2 separate regions of the Mus musculus genome follow, and region 2 is linked to region 1. A link is a loop called in an ENCODE intact Hi-C map of the cell type or tissue named here. Cell type or tissue: left cerebral cortex. All regions are shown on one strand. Each heading gives the region's core, and the rest is flanking DNA. Links, peaks and the distances in the headings are about the cores only. Region 1 has its middle 25 kb from the start of Spred2. Region 2 holds the start of Gm32080 (a long non-coding RNA gene).

Evidence for each region. A loop is a pair of places that touch in the nucleus more often than their neighbours do. Peaks named below come from ENCODE experiments on the same cell type or tissue, not always from the same donor. Only the 100,000 strongest peaks of a DNase experiment are listed, where the experiment ranks them.
Region 2: it touches region 1 in a loop (9-fold over the local background); 1 of 42 quality-filtered maps calls a loop at or near these places.

Annotation. Positions count from the first base shown.
Region 1 is chr11:19,894,802-19,904,547 of GRCm38, forward strand. No RefSeq gene overlaps it. Among named protein-coding and RNA genes, the nearest start is that of Spred2, 25 kb to the right of the region's middle. In left cerebral cortex, for the core only: no CTCF peak of the experiment used is centred there; DNase peaks (open chromatin) are centred at 5,034 and 6,155; H3K27ac peaks cover 809 bases.
Region 2 is chr11:20,037,627-20,047,372 of GRCm38, forward strand. Gm32080 (a long non-coding RNA gene) reads left to right here and starts at 2,050. Exons shown (of 2, transcript XR_381074.4): 1 at 2,050-2,254; 2 at 2,438-2,851. In left cerebral cortex, for the core only: CTCF peaks have their summits at 1,435, 5,138 (motif pointing right) and 8,167 (motif pointing left); DNase peaks (open chromatin) are centred at 1,321, 2,253, 4,710 and 5,788; H3K4me3 peaks cover 284 bases; H3K27ac peaks cover 3,560 bases.

The DNA of each region.
Region 1 (9,746 bases), core at 1,067-9,066:
TTTTTCTCGTATCCTTAGATTTGTGGGTCAGTGTTCGCTAAAACACTAAATTAAAACACTAACAGACTAAATGCAGAGGCGTTAGGCTGCAAACATAACATAAGATAGCAACCCCAGCCTGGGTGAGAGATGAGGCAGGATAAGGCCAAGGAGGCAGGGGTTCCCAAATTCCTGGGCATTCAGTCGTGTAGTTGGGAACAAGGAGGCCATACTGGTCAGCATTGAGCCCCAGGCTGGGGAGACTTAGTCAGCTCTGTATATCGAAGGTTCCCCCCATGGTGGTTCTTGATGAGAAAGACAGCCTTTGCTTTTCACTATTCATCATGGGAAATGGGTATATACGATACTCAGGGTGGACCAGAGATTAAATACTTTTTCCAGGAAAGAATGCTGGGAAGGGAAGCTTATTGGCTAAACCCTCAGGGCAGCCTATCTAGATACCTCACTAGCATGGAGAACTCGGTGTTCCATGTTCTGTGCTATGTGACTAGTGGTCATGATCTTTCTGTGGGATGCTTTCATCATGTGATCCAGGACAGGAACTGGGTATGAGTAGATGAAATGCTTACCGATCTCAGATATGAGAGTGTTTCTTTTCTTTTCTTTTCTTTTCTTTTCTTTTCTTTTCTTTTCTTTTCTTTTCTTTCCTTCTTTTTTTTTTTGGTGTTTGTTTGTTTGTTTGTTTGTTTTTGTTTTGTTTTTCAAGACAGGGTTTCTCTGTGTAGCCCTGGCTGTCCTGGAACTCACTTTGTAGACCAGGCTGGCCTTGAACTCAGAAATCTCCCTGCCTCTGCCTCCCGAGTGCTGGGATTAAAGGCATGCGCCACCATGCCCGGTGCCAGACATGAGAATTTACGGAGGTTTCTGGGTCCACTCAGCCTTCCCAGTTTTTGTCTGGTGACACAGTCTGGTGACACAGTTCCACTTGCCCCACAAGACTGATGTTTACCTTTTACAGTGGACTTAGGTTATCTTGAAAATACCTTATCATAACGAGATTTGATGCAAATTGAAGGCTAGAAAATGGTTAGTTACTGTTGGCTGTGAGTTACATTTCTGAGTACTCATATTGGGAGAAGTGAGACTTGTTACATAGTTACTCAAATGTTTTTTAATTATTACTTTTATGTGTATGACAGTTTTACCTGACCCCTTGTATGTGGACCACGTGTGCAGCGCCTGTGGAGGCTAGAAAGGGCATCGATCCTCGAGAACTGTAGCTACAGATGGTTCTGAGTCACATATGAGTCCTAGGAATCTGAACTTGGGGCCTCTGCAAGAATCCTCACACTCTTACCCACTGAGCCAGCTCTCCAAGCAGTTATTAAAACATTTTTTAATTATTTCTTTTATTTTTGAGATTATATTGTAAATACATCATTTTCCCCTTTTCTTAAATCCCTCCTTGCTCTCTCTGTCAAATCCATGGCCTTTTTGTTGTTTCATGCATATATGTATATGTAGATACATATATATATTCCTAAATATAAACTCCTCAGTCTGTATAATGTTACTTGTATGCTTGTTTTCAGGGCTGACCATCTGGTATTGGATAAGCAATGGATGTGTTCTTCCCTGGGAAAGACTGTCTCTCCTGTGCTCAGCATCCCTTAGTTGCCTGTAGCTCTTTGTGTAGGGTTGAGGCCTTGTGGTCTTTTCCCCACCCACTTTGGCAGGTCCGTTGTTGTCCTTGCTCAGCTCTTGTTTAGGCAGTTGTGTTGCTGAGGCTTGTGGGTGCATTTGCTAACATGGCTCGGAGACACAATCATACAGTAAAGTCCCTGATCCTCTGGCTTCCACAATGTCCCCTGAGGCTTAGTGGTTTGTAGATGTATTTGTTGGGACTCAGTTCCACAACTCTGTGTTTTGATTGATTGTTGGTTTTTTTTTTTTAAATGGTCTCCACCTGTTGCAGAGAGAAGTTTTCTTTTTTTGTTGTTTTTTTTGTTTGTTTGTTTGTTTGGTTGGTTGGTTTTTTTGTTTTTTTTGTTTTTTTGTTTTTTTTCCCGAGACATGGTTTCTCTGTGTAGCCCTGGCTGTCCTGGAACTCACTCTGTAGACCAGGCTAGCCTCGAACTCAGAAATCTGCCTGCCTCTGCCTCCCAAGTGCTGGGATTAAAGGCGTGCACCACCATGCCCAGCTTGATTTTCCTCTTGTTGAACAAGTCTTCAAATAGTCCAATTAGAGAGCTGTTGGTTACCACCAAGGTATACCTGCCACTATTATACCCTTAGGGATATCATGCCATATACTGTATCTCAGGTAATTACTGTGTTTCGTAGGTGTCATTGCTCGGTAGAACTATACAGGTTGCTTCCCTCTTTTGGAATCTTGCATGGCAGCTTCTAATACCACAAAAGCCAGTCCTCAGGGAGGGGACATTCAAGTCAGTTCCTAATCAGGGGCCTCTGTACCCTGTGGCTGAAGTGCACGATGTCCTTGGCATAGGGGCTTACCTTCTATCTTGAGGGAGGGGGAACAACCAAGAGCAATAGCAGTAGTCTATAATGTTTTGGGGTCTCTTGAACAACTTGTATTCAGATTTATAAAAGTAAAAATTAGAAGACTTAATTTAAGAAAGATAAAGTATTTTTCCTAAGAATGAAAAACATGAATAATTTGGCTAAGTCTTAATTCTTATTGTTGTTGGACGTTGTTGTAGTTTTGAGATAGGATGTCATTTAGCCCATGCTGACCTCACACTCATGATACATCTGAATGGTCTTGAATGCCCCGTTCTTATGCCCAGTTCCTAAGTGTCAGGCTGTGGGCCTGTTTCACCATTCTTAGTTTACAAATTGCTGGGAATTCAACCCAAGGCTTTGTGTACATCAGGCAAGCATTCTCCCGACTCAGCTATGCCCCTAGCCCAACTTCATACCTCTTTACACGCCTCTATTTTGGTTGTGCATAGTCATCTGTGGGTTTGTTTTGTTGATATTCCTGAGACAGTGTCCCTTGTAACTCAGGCTGGCTTCCATGTGCTCTGTAGACCAGGTTGGCCTTCCCGGTCATCCTGCTGTAACCTGCCCTGCAGGATCTCAATCTGGGAGAAGAAAAAGATGAATCCTAGTAAACGTGGTTGGGGGAGGGGGGTCTACACAGCTCTGATAACTTGTCAGACCGTCTTGCAGGGGATATTGCACCTGAGACAGTGAAGGGTCAATTGTGGGCATAGCTATACCTTATCAGAGCCGCTTAGGTCTGCAGACCTCTTGCACTCTATTTAAACTGAAATCACATGTCTGGATCCCAAAGATAGACTTTGGCAGGGAATAGGACCTGCCCTCCTGTTCCTATTTCCAATGTGATGGCACCCTTTCTCTGCTTCTTCTTATTATTTATCTCAGCCTGTTGAGGCCCAGTGGTCAAACCTATCGTGCTAGGACTTTAAGGGTTCAGGCTCTGATCCTAACCACTGGGTGACACTGCCTCCTACTCCCAAGTACTGGAGTACCAATACCATCATGGCTGCCTTAGGTATTCCTTTCATATTCATCTGTAAAATGGGCATTTTTTAAAAGATTTTTTATTTATTATTATATGTAAGTACACTGTAGTTGTCTTTAGACACACCAGAAGAGAGTGTCATATCTCACTATGGATGATTGTGAGCCACCATGTGGTTGCTGGGATTTGAACTCAGGACCTTCAGAAGAGCAGTCAGTGCTCTTACCCACTGAGCCATCTCTCCAGCCCAAAATGGGCATTTTTATTTATGAGAGAGTTTATGTCTATGAAAAGCAAATAAAGTAATATAAGATAGCACAAGTCAGGCTCTAATTCATGCCCAGTGAATGATAAGTCCATGCAGGAAATGCTTCTTCCTCAATGTCAGACTTCCCAAGTCTGGATGACCTGCTGTCAGGTGTGCAGGAAGTCACCCAAGGGTCTCATTTACATAGCACTGTTGTGATGGTTTGTATATGCTCTGCCCAGGGAGTGGCACTATTAGAAGGTGTGGCCCTGTTGAAGTAGGTATGTCACTGTGGGTATGGGCTTTGAGACCCTCATCCTAGCTGCCTGAAAACCAGTATTCTGCTAGCAGACTTCAGATAAAGATATAGAACTCTCAGCTCCTCCTGCACCATACCTGCCTGCATGCTGCCATGCTCTCGCCTTGATGATAATGGACTGAACCTCTGAACCTGTAAGCCAGCCCCAATTAAATGTTGTCCTTATAATAGTTGCCTTGATCATGGTGTCTGTTCTCAGCAGTAAAACCCTAACTAAGACAACTGTGAATGACTCAAATAGATTTTCCTATCAGCTGCTCAATGTAGATAGCATAGGTGGCTATGTGTGAGCAAACACAGAGTGAAAAAGAGAGCAGAGAGAGAGGTAGAGACACAGAGAGATCCTCGGGGCTGTGTCTAAATACCAGGAACTTACATGTTGTGAGTCTCGTTCTGAGCCTCAGAGCAAGGGTGCCTGAGTTCAGACCCTGCTTTCACCCCTACTTAACACAGAGAGAAAGTAATTTAACCTCTTTGTTTGTTTCCTTTGGTTTGATGTTCTGAAGCAGGGTCTTACTATGTAGTACTGGCTGCTTGAGACTATGTAGACCAGGATGGCTCTGAAATACCAGCAGTCATCCTGCCTCTGCTTAAACTCAACAAAGCAATCATGCAATCATTCAGGTTCTCTCTCTCTCTCTCTCTCTCTCTCTCTCTCTCTCGTGTGTTTCTCTCTGTTTCTGTTTCTGTCTGTGCATGTCTCTCTCCTTGTGCTATGACTTGAACTCAAAGTCTCCTGTGAGATAGGCACATGCTCTACCACTGAACTATATCCTAAGCCAGTAATTAACCTTTCAGTGCCTAGTTTCTCCCGTCCCTAACGGTTTTGCTATTAATAGTCTTATGTCTCATGGTGAGTGAATTACTGTGATACATGTGATGCACTTAGAACAGGGCCTGGCACATAGTAAGTGCTCAATAAACATTAGTTATGATCACGGATGATGGCATTTTGAGCATAAGGTAGAATTCTTGGGTGGCTTGCTTCCTTCCCCAAGCCTGAGCCAAATGCCCCCTCACCAGATGGCTGCCTGCTTATGGGGAGGGAAAACCATCTGCTTTGCTTCGAGTGTCAGGAGCACAACTCTACACTGAATGAGAAGACTTCAGTGTAGAGAAACTCAGGGAAAGTAGATGTGAGAAGTGCATTTTCACGAGCAGTGTTGCACCAGAGGAAAAGGAAGGGGAGTCTAGGACCTTCTTAAGCCGAGAGTCCTCAAGACTGGCAGCAAGCCATGCTCCAAAGCTCTCCCATCCCCGGGCCCACCCTGTATAGAGGGATATTCCAGGCAGCTTTACCTGTGTGTGTGTGTGTGTGTGTGTGTGTGTGTGTGTGTGTGTGTGTGTGTCTGTCTGTCTGTCTGTCTGTCTTAATCTGCCATCAACTCTCATCACCAATCCATAGACAATCTGCCCAGTGGCTGAGGAGGACCAAGTGGGGTGACAAGGGGGTAAAGGGAAACTTGTTCTGAGGTTTGTGGAGTTTGTTTGTTTGCTTTGTTTGAGATGTGGTTTCACTCAACAGCCCAGGCTGGTCTAGAACTGCTCCCAACCAAACCTAACCTCTCTTGTGTTTTTAACTGCAGTTTATGTCGTTACTCAATAACATGGGCAGCCGCTATTCATTTTATTCACTTTATACATGGACCAATAAACGTCCTCAACTCACTTACTAAATCTCCTTTCTTCATTCATTATTCCATCCTCGCCTACGTGTTTACCTGATTCACGTCACATTGCTATCTGATATCCTTCAGTGTGTGTGTGTGTGTGTGTGTGTGTGTGTGTGTGTGTGTAGCTATGTGGGGAGAGAAAAATAGGAAGTTTGTTGTGTGAGTCTGTGTCTTGCAGGGGGTTGGGGCAGTGGAGAAGGAGAGAAAGAGCAAATAAGGGAGGGAGGGAAGGAGAGGAGAGGTATTAGGAGCCAGAGAAGGATGGTGGGTACCCTCCCTTTCAGGCTTACCTTCTAGAGACAAGTTTGTCACTGAACCTGGATAGGTTGCTGGCCTGCCGCAATGCTCCTCCTGTCTCTCTCCCCCATGGAACTGGATGACAGTCACTTATAGCCATGCCCTGCTTTTCCCACGGGTGTTAGGATCCAAACTCTGCACAGCAGGCGCTCTTTCCCACTGAGCTCTCTCTCCAGCCCATCTGCCTTAGTTTTTGAGGCAGAGTCTCTTGCTGAATCTGGGGCTCACTGATTTGGGTGGGCTGGCTGGCCAGTAAGCGTCAGGGATCTGCCTGCCTCTGATCCAATAGTGCTAGGATGGCAACACATGCTGCCTGGCCCAGCTTTTATTGTGGGCATTAGAGATTTGAACTCAGGTCTTCATGCGTGCAGAGCAAGCTCTTTACCCAGAGTCATTGCCAAAACCTCCACATCCCCTTTCTCAGTTAGCTTTATTGCTCAGAAACCACTATTCTATAGGAGTCCTTTCTCCTCTTTTAGTTTCCCACGGACAGCCCCGTATGCGGAATTTAGAGGGAAATACATAGGCAAGTACGGAATTGCTTTTTAGGATGAAACAAATTTGATGGCCAGCAGTGAACGGTGTGTGATAAAGGAAAAAGTTGAAGATAGAAAAAAGAAATGAAGTGGGGTGGGGGTGGGAAAGTGGCACATGCCACTTGAGAAAGCAAGACAGGAGGACTGTGTTCAAGGCCAGTCTGGGGCTACATAGTGAGTTTGAGGACAGCCTTAAATACAAGAGGAGAGAGGAGACCCTGACACAGAGGGAGTGGTTAGAGGGGGATGGCTTGAAACATTGAAAACCTGGAATGGGATTTTCCTGGCGATAGCAGGATTAGCGTTAAGCAGGAAATGAAGGAACATGAAGCTGATGGAGTGTGGACTAGAGAGTAAGTACGGATGCAAAGGCGGCTGCAGGATCTCCTGTGAGATGGCTGCACTGCAGACATTGGTGCCACAACGTAGGTGCTTGCGCTGGAATGCCTAGAGAACACAAGAACCATAGGGGTTGTTGCAGTCTCAGGTGTTCCTCTCTTACTCTGATTTGTTATGTTTAACTTAAGGAACAACACACCACTTCCTGCTCCCACTATGGTAGAAACTAACAGAAGCTTTTGCCCAAGAAGTCAGTCAAGTCCCTTCCAGAAACATTAGGAGGCAAGAAGCAACCATTAAGAACATAAGGAAAGACCTAGGGATTAGCTAGGTCAGCAGTGTGCTTTCCTAACATGATAGAGAGCTGTGCATTCAAGCATCCGTATCCTGTAAGACTGAGCTGGTGGTACAGACTATAATCCCAGCCTCCTCCCCCAGAATGGGGGGAGGGAAGGCAGTCGAAACCGAAGGCTGAGGGCACTCTCAGCCACATAGCCAGTTTGAGTCAAGGGGCTGGAGAGATGGCTCAGAGGTTAAGAGCACTGACTGCTCTTCGAGAGGTCCTGAGTTCAATCCCCAGCAACCATCAGTAACAAGATCTGACTCCCTCTTCTGGAGTGTCTGAAGACAGCTACAGTGTACTTACATATAATAAATAAATAATTCTTAAAAAAAGAAAGAAAGAAAGAAAAGACCATGAAGAGCTATATCTTGGGGTTGGAGAGATGGCTTAGCAGTTAAGAGCATTTGTTGCTCTTGCAGAGGCCCCAGGGTTGATTCTCAGCACCTCTTTAACTCCAGTCCTAGGGGTTCCAGTGCCTTCTTCTGGACTCCTCTGGCTCTGCACACACATAGTATGCAGACATACAGGCAAGTAGAAGATAAAATTAAAATAAAGGTTAAAACTATTTGGAAAGAAATATGTCACCTCTTTCCTTTTTTTGTTTCTTTATTTTAAATATTTATTTAAAATTTGGAGACAAAAAAAAAAAGAAAAAAAAAAAAAGATAGGGTCTTCCTATGTAGCCCTGGCTTGCCTGGAATTTGTTATGTTAACCAAGCTGACCTCAAACTTGCAACAATCTTCCTAACTCTGCCCCCCATGTATTAGTATTCCAGCATATACCAATAACCCCAGCTAAAATGGAGCCTTACTATATAGTTCTAAGTAGCTTGGTACTTGATATATAGCCCAAGGTTGTCTCAAACTTGTGTAATCCTCCTGTCTCAGCCTCCAGAGTGCTTTGATTACAAGTATAGGCTACCATATGGAGCTTCCTTCTTATTCCTGGTAACTTGTGTTGCTTATAAGAAATCATGCTTATCTTTGGAATAGAGTATGAAGTGTATGTAAGTCTGCATGTTCCAAAATTCCTGGATGGATGCTGTTGGGAAGTTGGTTACCCATGATCTAACTGTTGGGAAAAGTCAGCTCAGCTTAGAAAGGCCATAATTCCTACAATCCCATCTCTTCATCTTGAGTTCAAAAATAAGCTACAAAGAATGGAACATATGCCCTGTGGAATATGCCTCTGAGCATGTCTGTTAGGGATTATCTTGATTACAGTAACTGTGGTGAGAAAATTGCCCACTGTGGGTGGCACCATTCTTTAGGAAGTAGATCCTGAATTACATAAGGGTGAAGAAAGCAAGCTGAGCATTAGCATGCATACATTCATTGTTTCCTTCCTCTGATTGCAGACCTAGTGTGACCAGTTGCTTCAGGACCCTATGCTGTGATGCCCTGATAATGACAGACTGTAATTTGGAACTGCGAGCTAAATAAATGCTTTCTCCTGTAAGCTGATTGATGACCTTCAATTTCTGATCCTCCTGCCTCAATCTCCCAAATGTTGGGATTCTAGGCTTGTGCTGTAACACTTGGCAAAGTTTACCTTTCTAACTGAAAACAGCAAGTGTTCCAAGGGCAGGGGGATGATGATTGAAAGCCAACAGGAGGGCCAGGCAGAGTGGTGCACACCTTTAATGCCAGCAGTCAGGAAGCAGAGGCAGGGGGATCTCTGTGAGTTTGAGGCCCTCCTGGTCTACAGAGTGAGTTCCAGGACAAGTCAGAGTTACATAGTGAGACTTTGTCTCAAACAAAATTTTAAAAAATAAAAAATAAAAAGCTGGCAGGAGGGGGATCTTTCAGTTTTCAACGATTGTACAATGTGCATGGAACATCTCGTTTTAAAATAAAATATAATTTAAAAAATTGACCTAAAATGCAAATGTGGTCATTCTCTCTCATGCTCAAAAACACTTCAGTGGTCCATCTGCCACCAAGTTAAACTCCAAACGAGTGCATGTAATGAAAGGCTCCACACATCTTCAGCCTCGCGGACTGATGCTATGTGCAGGCCAGAGGAGATACTGGAGAGTGAGTGCATTCTCTAGGGAAGCTGCTTCCTCAACCACGTGGGCTCATGATGCCGTGCTGTAGCATCTGTTTCTCATGCCTAGTACCCATGGCCTCGAGTGCCAAGCTTCGCCCTTCTTATCTTCCAGTGAACTCTTCCTTTTCCAAGGTCCAGCTACAATACTCTCCCAGCTGTAGTGAGAATTTTGGCTTCTTTAAAAACCCAGATATGTTATGTGATTATGTTATTGTTTTAATCCCAGGTGTGGGATATGGGGCTCCTTCAGATTGTCTACAACTGCTAACTGTGATTGTTTTGTGCTGGGAGGGAAGGTGATTTTTGACGGTTGCAGATATTTCATTCTGGGGACTCAGGAGAGGGTATAAATGTAAGCCCCTCAGAGGGCCTGTGGCAGCGGCTGCATCCCTGCTGGGCTCCAGAGGCTGGTTCTTGCTGGCTTGCTGTTGCATTTTCTGGGTTGTTGGATATTCTGACTTGCCCTAGAAACCCAACGCTCCTAATCA
Region 2 (9,746 bases), core at 1,242-9,241, 140 kb after region 1:
GCTACAAAGTGAGTTCCAGGACAGGCAGGGCTGCACAGAGAAACCTTGTTGGGGTGCAGAATGGGGTAGGGAGGCACTTGTCTACTTGTTGGCTTATACCCTCTCTCTGAGCCCGGGAGCAGCTCAAGACCTCCTGGAGCCATGGGACCTGCTAGAGAACATGCAAGCTACTGCTGAGCATGTGTGCACGCCCACCTGTCCAGGGAGGAACAGAGCACAATGGGGAAGATCCAGCTCTGCCAGGCTACTTAGTTGCACTGGGTTTCATCAGTGCCTCCTTTAGTGACCGTGCTGAGTCAGCAGGCATGACTGTGTCCTTTCTAGTTCCTGGATGATGTCATGATGTAATGGCACAGCTGGGTGAGGGACCCTGCTACCTATGTCCTTGCTTCTACTCAGACCTGTCCCTAGGGCGCTGGGTAGCACTACCTCCTTTACTGCCAAGTGTGGGAGTGTATTATAGTATGTTGCTCAACTACTTGATTGATTAATTAATTAATTAATTAACTATGTACATTAGTGTTCTGCCTCCATGCATGCCTGTGTACGGTTGTCAGATCCCTTGGAAATGGAGTTGCAGACAGTTGTGTGTTGCTGCGTATTGAACCCAGGTCCTCTGGAAGAGCAGCCATTTCTCTTAACTGCTGAGCCATCTCTCCAGCCCTCCTCAACGATTTTGTAATGCCATCTTGTTTTTGTTATCAAAAGGCAGCATTCAGCCTGGTGTGCTGCTGCATGCTGTAGTCCCTAGAGGCCGGAGAATCAGGAGTTCAAGGTTATTCGCAACTTTGAGGCCAGCCTGGACCACATAAGAAACTGTCTCAAAACAAAAAGACGATGTGGCTCCCAGATCTGTGTAGGGGCATTTCCCTGAAGATGCTCCATACAACACTGTTACTAGCAGCAACAGAAAGTCCTAAAGGCACCTAAGATGTGATGGGCTGAGGCACTTGTGATGGTTCACACTTAAAATCCCAGCACTCCAGAAATTGAGCACTCCGGCAATCCATTCGTAGCACCCACTGAGCAATTTTTGATTGAGCCCAAAACTCACTGCACACTTGACCCCCTGCCCAGATATCTGATGACATCATTAGGCACACTCCCTCAACAGTCAGGAGCAGCATTAATATTTCATCACCTGGCCACATCTCAGGGAAGGCAGGCACTCTTTACAGCCTCTTCCTGTATCCCGCTCAGCCTTCTATTAACAGTCCCCAAAGCCTCCTTAAAACCTGTGCTGCTCCACGTGATTTCCCAAAACTGCTCCGTGTGGGGGTGGCGGTGGGGGTGGATGGGGTGAGCTTCATTATCTCCGGGAGCTTCCATGGAGGATGCTAAGGAAGAGGCTCCTCCTACCCATGGGAAGAACAGACTCTGAAAGCATTATGAGTCTGGCAGGGATTCAGCCACTCCCGCTCTTCCCCGCTAAGCACTTCCTTCCACACAGCAAAGCTGCCAGCCAACCGACTCTGGACCCTCTGCAGGATGCCACACACCCAGAGGGCAAAGCTTTAGTGCAGCGGTCACTGTGGCATTCCTGGGGGTGGCCTAGGTTCTCCTGCAGGGCTGAGTGGAAGAGGATCTAGCCTGGTTCTTATTACCTAGTTTCAAGTTTATTTCTTCAAAAAAAAAAAATTTTTTTTAATATATGGTATACATAGAGCATTACGTGTGAGCCTGGTGCTCTAGGGCAGAAGGAGAGGGCAGCAGAGCCTACAGAACTGGCGTTGCACATGGTCGAGCCACCACGTGGGTGCTGGGAATTGAACCCAGGTCATAGGTAAGAGCAGCAAGGGTTCTGAACCACGGAACCATCTCTCTACCCCCTTCTTTTTATTCCCACAGCCACACACACTGGCTCCCTTGGTCTTCAGACACGTTCCTGCCTCAGAACCTTCACATTTACTGTTCCCTCATCTGAAGTACACTGCCCTCGGTGTCTGTGTGGCTTCCTCCCTCACTTTCTCCAGGTTACTTTTGATCAGTTTTTGTCGTGTGTGTGTGTGTGTGTGTGTGTGTGTGTGTGTGTGTGTGTATGTGTGTGTGTGTGTGTGTGTGTTGGCCTGGAACTCATGGAAATCCGCTTGCCTCTGCCCCCTGAGGCCTGAAATGAAGGTCCAGTGCTATCATGTCTGGCAACTACTGTCCCCTCCCTCCAAGTATTGTGAGGTCACCTGTAATCCCGGAACTGAGGAAGCAGAGGCAGAAGGATTGCTGCAAGTTTCCATTATGAGGCCAGCCAGAGATCCCAGTAAGAAAGAAAGAAAAACAAACCAGGGCTAAGAGCTTGCCTCGCATGTGTGGGGCCCTGGGCTGAATTCCATCCTCCCTCCCCCTCACGCCTTATACTGGGTCAACCATACTCACTCCCCTGAAATCTTTAGTTACATGTTTCAGCTATTCTCCGGATTTTTTCTTTCTCTTCTTTGTCCAGTGTCCCGGAAGAGCACCTGGCATATAACAGAACACCAGAGAGACTTGAGTCAGTGGACTTATTTGGGAAATCCAAATTTCAGGCCTCTTTGTCTCCTGGGTGTGATGGCCACACTTCTCAGAAACAGAAACAGAATGCTGGGGCTGGAGGGGACCTTGGGACCGTTGCCTTCTGCCGCCCAGAGCCCACGAGCCTCTCCACTCATGGAAGGATGCTGCCTTGGTGAGGGGCATGGGAACCCGAGGTCCTGTGGTGTCTTCTCCAGCAGCACAGAGGCGTGAGTCGTACGTGAAACATGCCCGCCTCCCCCTTTTAGAACATATCTGTGTGCGCATGCGCATGCACGGCAGTGCTCTTGAGCAGCATTTTCCACGCTGCTTTGTTGTTTGTTTGTCTTAAGATTTTCAAGATTTATATATTTATTTTATTTATATGAGTACACTATTGTTCTCTTTAGAATCCCATTCTTTCTTCATATCCCATCATAGAATCTTTCTTTATGAATCTTTCTTCATATCCCATTACAGATGGTTGTGAGCCACCTGTGGTTGCTGGGATTTGAACTCAGGACCTCTAGAAGAGCAGCCAGTTCTCTTAACTGATGAGCCATCTCTCCAGCCCTCAGTAGTTCTCTAGCCTTGGCCTCCGGAGAACTGAGCTTACAAACTGCTTTTGTCCTTGTGACCCAGGAGGAAGGAAGAAAGAAAGGAGGGAGGGAGGGAGAGAGGGAGGAAAAGAGGGAGAGAAGGGAGGAAGACAGGGAAGAAGGGAGGGAGAGGCCAGGTAGTGGTGGCACATGCCTTTAATCCCAGCACTTGGGAGGCAGAGACAGGCAGATTTCTGAGTTCGAGGCCAGCCTGGTCTACAGAGTGAGTTCCAGGACAGCCAGCGCTACACAAAGAAACCCTGTCTCGGAAAGAAAGAGAGAGAGAGAGAGAGAGAGAGAGAGAGAGAGAGAGAGAGAGAGAGAGAGAGAGAGAGAGAGAGAGAGAGAGAGGAGGGAGAGAAGGGAGGGAGAGAAGGGAGGGAAGGAGGAAGAGAGAGAGCTAGACAGTGTGTCAGCCCAGAAGCAGTAGTTCCAGCTGAGTAACTTGCTAGCTGTGCCACTTTACAAAAAAACAAAACAAAACAAAACACCCTCTCGGTTGGACATAAGGGCTCATGCCTGTTGTCCAGCACTTAGGAGACTGAGGTAATTGAATCAGCACCGTGGGGCACACAGTTGGACAAGAAGACAGGGAGCCATTCAAAGTCCAGTCTGCTTTCTGAGGGACTAGCAGGACCTCTCTGCCCCACAGGAGGCCAGACTGCAGGCATGGGGGTGGGGCTGAGCGAGGGCCAGTCCCCTTGCCTGCGGCCCTGGGACTGTTTTTATTGCTGAAGGTACTAACTAGACCCTGGGTGACTGACTGACCTTGGAGACCTATCTATTTATCCTTGTTGAAAGTCTAATTCTACAAGACTGAGAAGGAGCCTCAGGCTCTGAGGGTGCCAGAAGCTGCTATTTGGGACCCACCCATTTCTCCACCAAGCAGATGTGGTTGTTGAAAGCCAAGGCTTGGGGGCCCACAGCAGGAAAGAGATTGAGCTGGGGAGCTGGGGTCCTGAAGAGGGGGATGAGGGGCCTGGCTGACTGCACAGAGCCTGCCCTGCCCTGCAGGTGTGGAGGAAATTGGCTCTAAGGATGGTTGCACTACAGAGCAAAGGATGGGGCCCCAATCAGGCAGAAAGTGGGCAGACGCTGTGTCTGTGCAATATTGCTTTTGGAGCCTGGGTGGGCGGCTGCCCTGCTCTACCCTTGACTTAGCTGCTGCAGTAGTCCCTCCACTCTGCCTCATGGGGGGAATGAGAATTTAATCTGCACCTAGGTGCTCTCAAAATGCAGCAAGGATCCCAGACCTATGGCAGTCACCCCCAGGCAGTCCCCAGAGGACCCCTCTCCAGTCAGGTTCCCATTCTGACATAATGGAGGCCATCTGTGGATTTATTCATGGAAAAAAAAAGTGGGAGTATAGCTCATGTGGGGACGCCTGCAAGGCACATCACATCCCTCATGTTTGTTTTTTACCAGAAGGGGACATTCAGCAACTCACAGAGCCGATATGGTTGTGCCCTCAACCACACAGCAGGATCAATGATGGAACCCCCATGCTAAAGCTCGCCTCCACCTGTCTGCTTCTTCCGTTTTCATTTGCACTCTGGAATTTTCCATTCCATTTGTTGAATGCCACTTGTAAGGAGGCTGCCTGATACATCTTGAGCAGGAATGTGCTAAATGGCACTATATGCAAGCTGGCTTCTCCCACATTTTGGTCACATCAAATGCCATGCCTTCTTGTAATTATGAGACATTCTTCTCTGGATATTTGTGGCAGGGAAGGAAGCCTTCCCTGCAGCTGTGGTCCGTAGGTTAGGAAATCTGGTGCAGTGAGACTCAGGGCTGGTGCTGTGGAAGGGTGTCATACACAGACCCTGTGGAAGCCTCGGACCCTCTCACATACCTGAAAAACTTACATGAACACACCAACCAGGTGCTGAGCAAATATCACCAAATGCCGCTAGAATGCACACAGCAATTCCGAAACCCTGGATGGGGCTTCCCCAGGGAACCAAGGGGTAGAACTTGTTTCCAAGGACAGTTTCTTTCTTTCTTTTTTTTTTTTTTTTTAAAGATGTATTTATTATATGTAAGTACACTTAGCTGTCTTCAGACACTCCAGAAGAGGGCGTCAGATCTTGTTACAGATTCCGGACCTTCGGAAGAGCAGTCGGGTGCTCTTACCCACTGAGCCATCTCACCAGCCCCCCCAAGGACAGTTTCTATTCACATGTATGTTCTGTGGCTATGGCAGAAGTGGGAAGTCCAAAATATACCCCAACCGTGTCCTTTTATTTTGACACCCCAAACACTGAGGATGGAAACCCCGTCTCTCCAGGCAAGCATCACTGAGCTGTTTCCAGCATCTCATTTTGTCATTTCAGTGGCTTAAAGCCTTTTACAATAAATACTTGGTAAACTCCCTTTATCATCTCACAGGAAACGCATAGATTATATGACCTATATATAGACATCTAAAAATTCTTGTGTGTGTTGGGGGGATGGGTGGGAGTGGTGGTACATGCAGGTGGACCTCTGAGTTTGAGGCCAGCCTGCTCTACATACAGAGTAAGTTGCAGGGCAGCCAGGACTACACAGAGAAACACTGTGTTGAAAAACAAAACCAAAGTTTCATGATTCTTAAGCAGAGCTTCTCAGGCCTGGTATGGGTGTTTGGGGACTATGCTATGAATCACTGTGCTCATTAGCATCCCAGGCTCTCAAGATGCCAGCAACATCTGCCTCTAGGCGTGGCAACAAAGAATGTCTCCAGAGACTGCCAAATGTCCAAGGGGGGGGGGCAGTGAGACAAGACACCCCTACTTGGGAACCAGTCTTCTGACACAAAGGCTAAGAGAAGGTAGCAGATAATAAAGTAGCATGTGTTTCAAAATAAAAGCCCCCACGCACAGCTGCGCAGGCAGTGATAATGTGGCCACCTGCCCTGTGACGATGACTGATTCAGATAGAAGGGATGAAGATCAGGAGCTACTTGTGCAAGAACAGAAAAGTGGCAGAGCCAAAGGTATGCATGGGCATGCCAAGTAGCAACAAGACAGCATTTGAACAGAAGTTCCCCTAACCGTGGCAGACACGCTCCAGGACCCTGGTGAATGCCTTTAAGTATAGGAAGCAGCACCTAACAGGTACACAGTGGCTTCCTATACACACATAGCCATGATGCAGCAGAATTCAGGTCTTGGAGAGATGGCTCAGTGGTCAAGAGCACTTGCTCTTGCAGAGACCTTGGGTTCAGTTCCCAGCACCGACATAATGGCCTGCAACCATCTGTAACTCCAGTTCCAGGTATCCAACTCCCTCTTCTGACCTCAGCACTCACATGCATGCAGGCAAAACATTCATAGACATAAAATAATAAAATAAAAAAATAATTTATAAGGTAGGCACAGTAAGAGATCAACAGTAATAACTAATAATAAAATTAAATACTATACTAAAGAAGTTATTTAAAGCCTGTGGAATGTTTTACACTTGTTATTATTATTAATTTATTAGAATGACTTTATTTAGATACACTTGGCCCCAGCAGGCTACAGTGGCTTTGCTAGGCTGTGACCTATTTTAAGCGCACTGCAGTCCATGGCTGCCACACTGATCCACACACACCAGCTTCGCCTCACATCTGGCAGGGGCATAAGATGGTGGGGAAAGAATACAGTCTGGAATCTGGAACTGAGGTGAGACTTGGAATCATTGGGGTGGGGGTGGGGTGCCAGTGAAGACCGTTTCACCCTAGCCTTGTACTGGGTACAAAGGCCCTTGGACCACTTCTGAGGACAAGGCTGGAGCCATTAGATCTTGGCACTTTGGTCTGGCTCCTTCTCTCCAATCTGACCAACCCAGAAGGGGTCTCCCTGCCACTTTGACTTAGTCTCCTGGTCAATTAGAGTGGCTAAAGGCAAGGGGTAACTGCAGCTTTCTTAATTTTAAAGGGTCTAGATCTCTAACACACCTCCCTCGCAAGGGGGCCTCTGCCACAGAGATGCTGCTTCTGTCTTAGAAAATCCAACCACAACCAGCCTGTTGGTTCCAGGGCAGTGGGCAAGTGGGGTTAGGAGAAAGGAAGAGGCTGGCTGGGGTGCCTTCGTGTGCAGCCTCCAATCACAGGGTCCTGAGGCCCATGAATACTGTCAGTTCTCCATCAGCAGGGAATGACAGAGGCCTAGATGCTACGGGAAGCCTAGGTGCTGTAAACATTAGTGTAAGCAAAGTGACCGGGTGGGCAGGAGACAGCGAGCACTCTCTGTAGTCCCTTTACTGAACAAATGCGTCCATAAATTAAACTGCCAATGGTATGGAAACCAGGACATAGGAGAAGCCAACAGCAGGACCTGCAGCCCACAGTCCTTACAGTGTCTCTGGGCCCTTGGATGTGGCTGGGGCTTGTAAATTAACCCTGAAGCTATCCCCTGTCCTCAATGCCCAGTGCGCTCCTAATTCCTACCTGGTTTCCAGGTGGACATGAGTGTACCCTGTTCTCTCCTGAACCCAGTCTCTAACCATGGCTAGACTGCTTTTTCAGTCTCTCAAACCCAAACTGAAGCAAAACCAGACAGAACTTAACCCCAGCCCAGTTCTCAGGCTGATCCAGAGGCATGGACAGCACAGAATGGTGAGCAGGGGAGACAGTCTTTGGCGATGCCCTGTTCCATGGGGTTGTGGATGACAACAGTGATTCTCAGCTTTGGAGCCACCTTTCAGGGCTCCTGCCATGACAAACATTTGGATCTGCCCACACAGTTTGGAAAGCCATATTTGAGGATCTGGTCACCAGTGAAACCAGCTTTAACTATATCCATTGTCAATCATAAAAGGCTGGTTTGTCGATCACATTGCAGGACTCCATGGCAGAGGAATCTTTCCTTCTTAAGAGGGAACTGCCAGCCTAGGCTGCTCTCCACTTATTTTACACCACAGATGATCACAGGAAACTGAAGCCATGAGTACAGAAGGACTACCATATTAGAGACATAAGAAACCACTTTAAAAGAGAAAGCAGGGTCTGGTGAGATGGCCCAGCGGTTAAGAGCACTGGCTGCTCTTCCAGAGGTCCTGAGTTCAATTCTCAGCAATATGGCTCACAATCATCTATAGGGGGATATGATGCCCTCTTCAGGCAGGCGGATGTATATGCAGCAGAACACTTGTACATTAAATAAAATAAAGTTAAAAAGAGAGAGAGAGAGAGACAGAGAGAGACACACAGAGAGAGAACAGGCTGGAGAGGTGACTCAGTGGTTATGAGCACTAACTGTTCTTCCAGAGGTCCTGAGTTCAATTCCCAGGGCGGCTCACAACCATTTATACTGGAATCTGACCACATCATACCCATGACCAACCACATTGTCTGTCTTTTGGGGGCACAGAATTTAGTGACCTCCTCAGAGAGTAGTACTGACAGCTATTGAGTTCCCAGTGTGTCAGCCCCTGGGGGATAGGACTATTGTTTCCCTCAGACTTGACAGTTACCCAGTGAGGCAGAAACTATAGGCCCACATAGATATGAGCAAACTGGGCTGCATCTGGGGATGTCACCTAGAGCAGTTGGTGGCCTAGCATAGGGATGGCCTAGCATGGGGATGGCCTAGGGTTCCACCCTCAGCACTTGCCTATCATGCACAGGCTGTTAGGCAAGTGGTCTAACACTAAGATACTCTGCCCCTAGCATAAAATCTCAATCTCTCTCTCTCTCTCTCTCTCTCTCTCCCTCCATTTTCCCCGCCCTTTCCTCTCCCCACCCCCACTGTGTGTGTGTGTTTGCTCTTTCTAGAAAAAAAAAAAAACTTGAGATGGTCCCATATTATGAATTTATTGGAAGTTCAAGTTATATACTTAAAAGGAGATTTTCAAGCTGGGCATGGTGGCACACGCCTTTAATTTCAGCACTTGGAAGGCAGAGGCAGGTGGATTTCTGAGTTCGAGGCCAGCCTGGTCTACAGAGTGAGTTCCAGGACAACCAGGGCTACACAGAGAAACCCTGTCTCAAAAAAACCAAAAAAAAAAAAAAAAAAAAAAAAAGGAGATTTTCAAAGTGGAAATAAAAGAAGAATGAAGTTCTCAGTGGTGCTGAGTGGTGCTCATAGACAGCTAATACACGCCATGATCCCAGCGCTGGGGAGACTGAGAGGGGAGAAGCTGGAGTTCAGGGTTATCCTCAGCTACACAGTGAGGTGGAGGGCAGCCTGGGCTGGACAAGACCCAGTCATTCACAAAGACAGACAGCGGGGATGGGAACAAAGCCAGCCAGGGAGATGGTTCAGCGGGTAAGAGCACTGACTGCTCTTCCAGAGGTCCTGAGTTCAATTCCCAGCAACCACATGGTGGCTCACAACCATCTGTAGTGGGATCTTACGCCCTCTTCTGGTGTATCTGAGGACAGCTGCAGTGTACTCATATATATAAAATAAGCGGATTGTAAAAACTAAAAAACCAAACCAAACAAACAAAAACCAGCAATGCAACCAGTCTGAGTCCTACATTTACAGAAAACTCACCTCGGAAAAACCCTCTCCCTGACCACAGAATCTGAGCTGGGAAGGACTTGCGTGTGTTCACGTTAGAAAAGATGGGAACGGAAACAAAAAGGAATTCCTGGCGGTGAATTCTAAACTCCCCAGAAAAGCCAGTTCTTCCGAATATTCCATTCTCAGACTCCTAGGAACCCAGATGGACATTTAAATCATTCGGGCT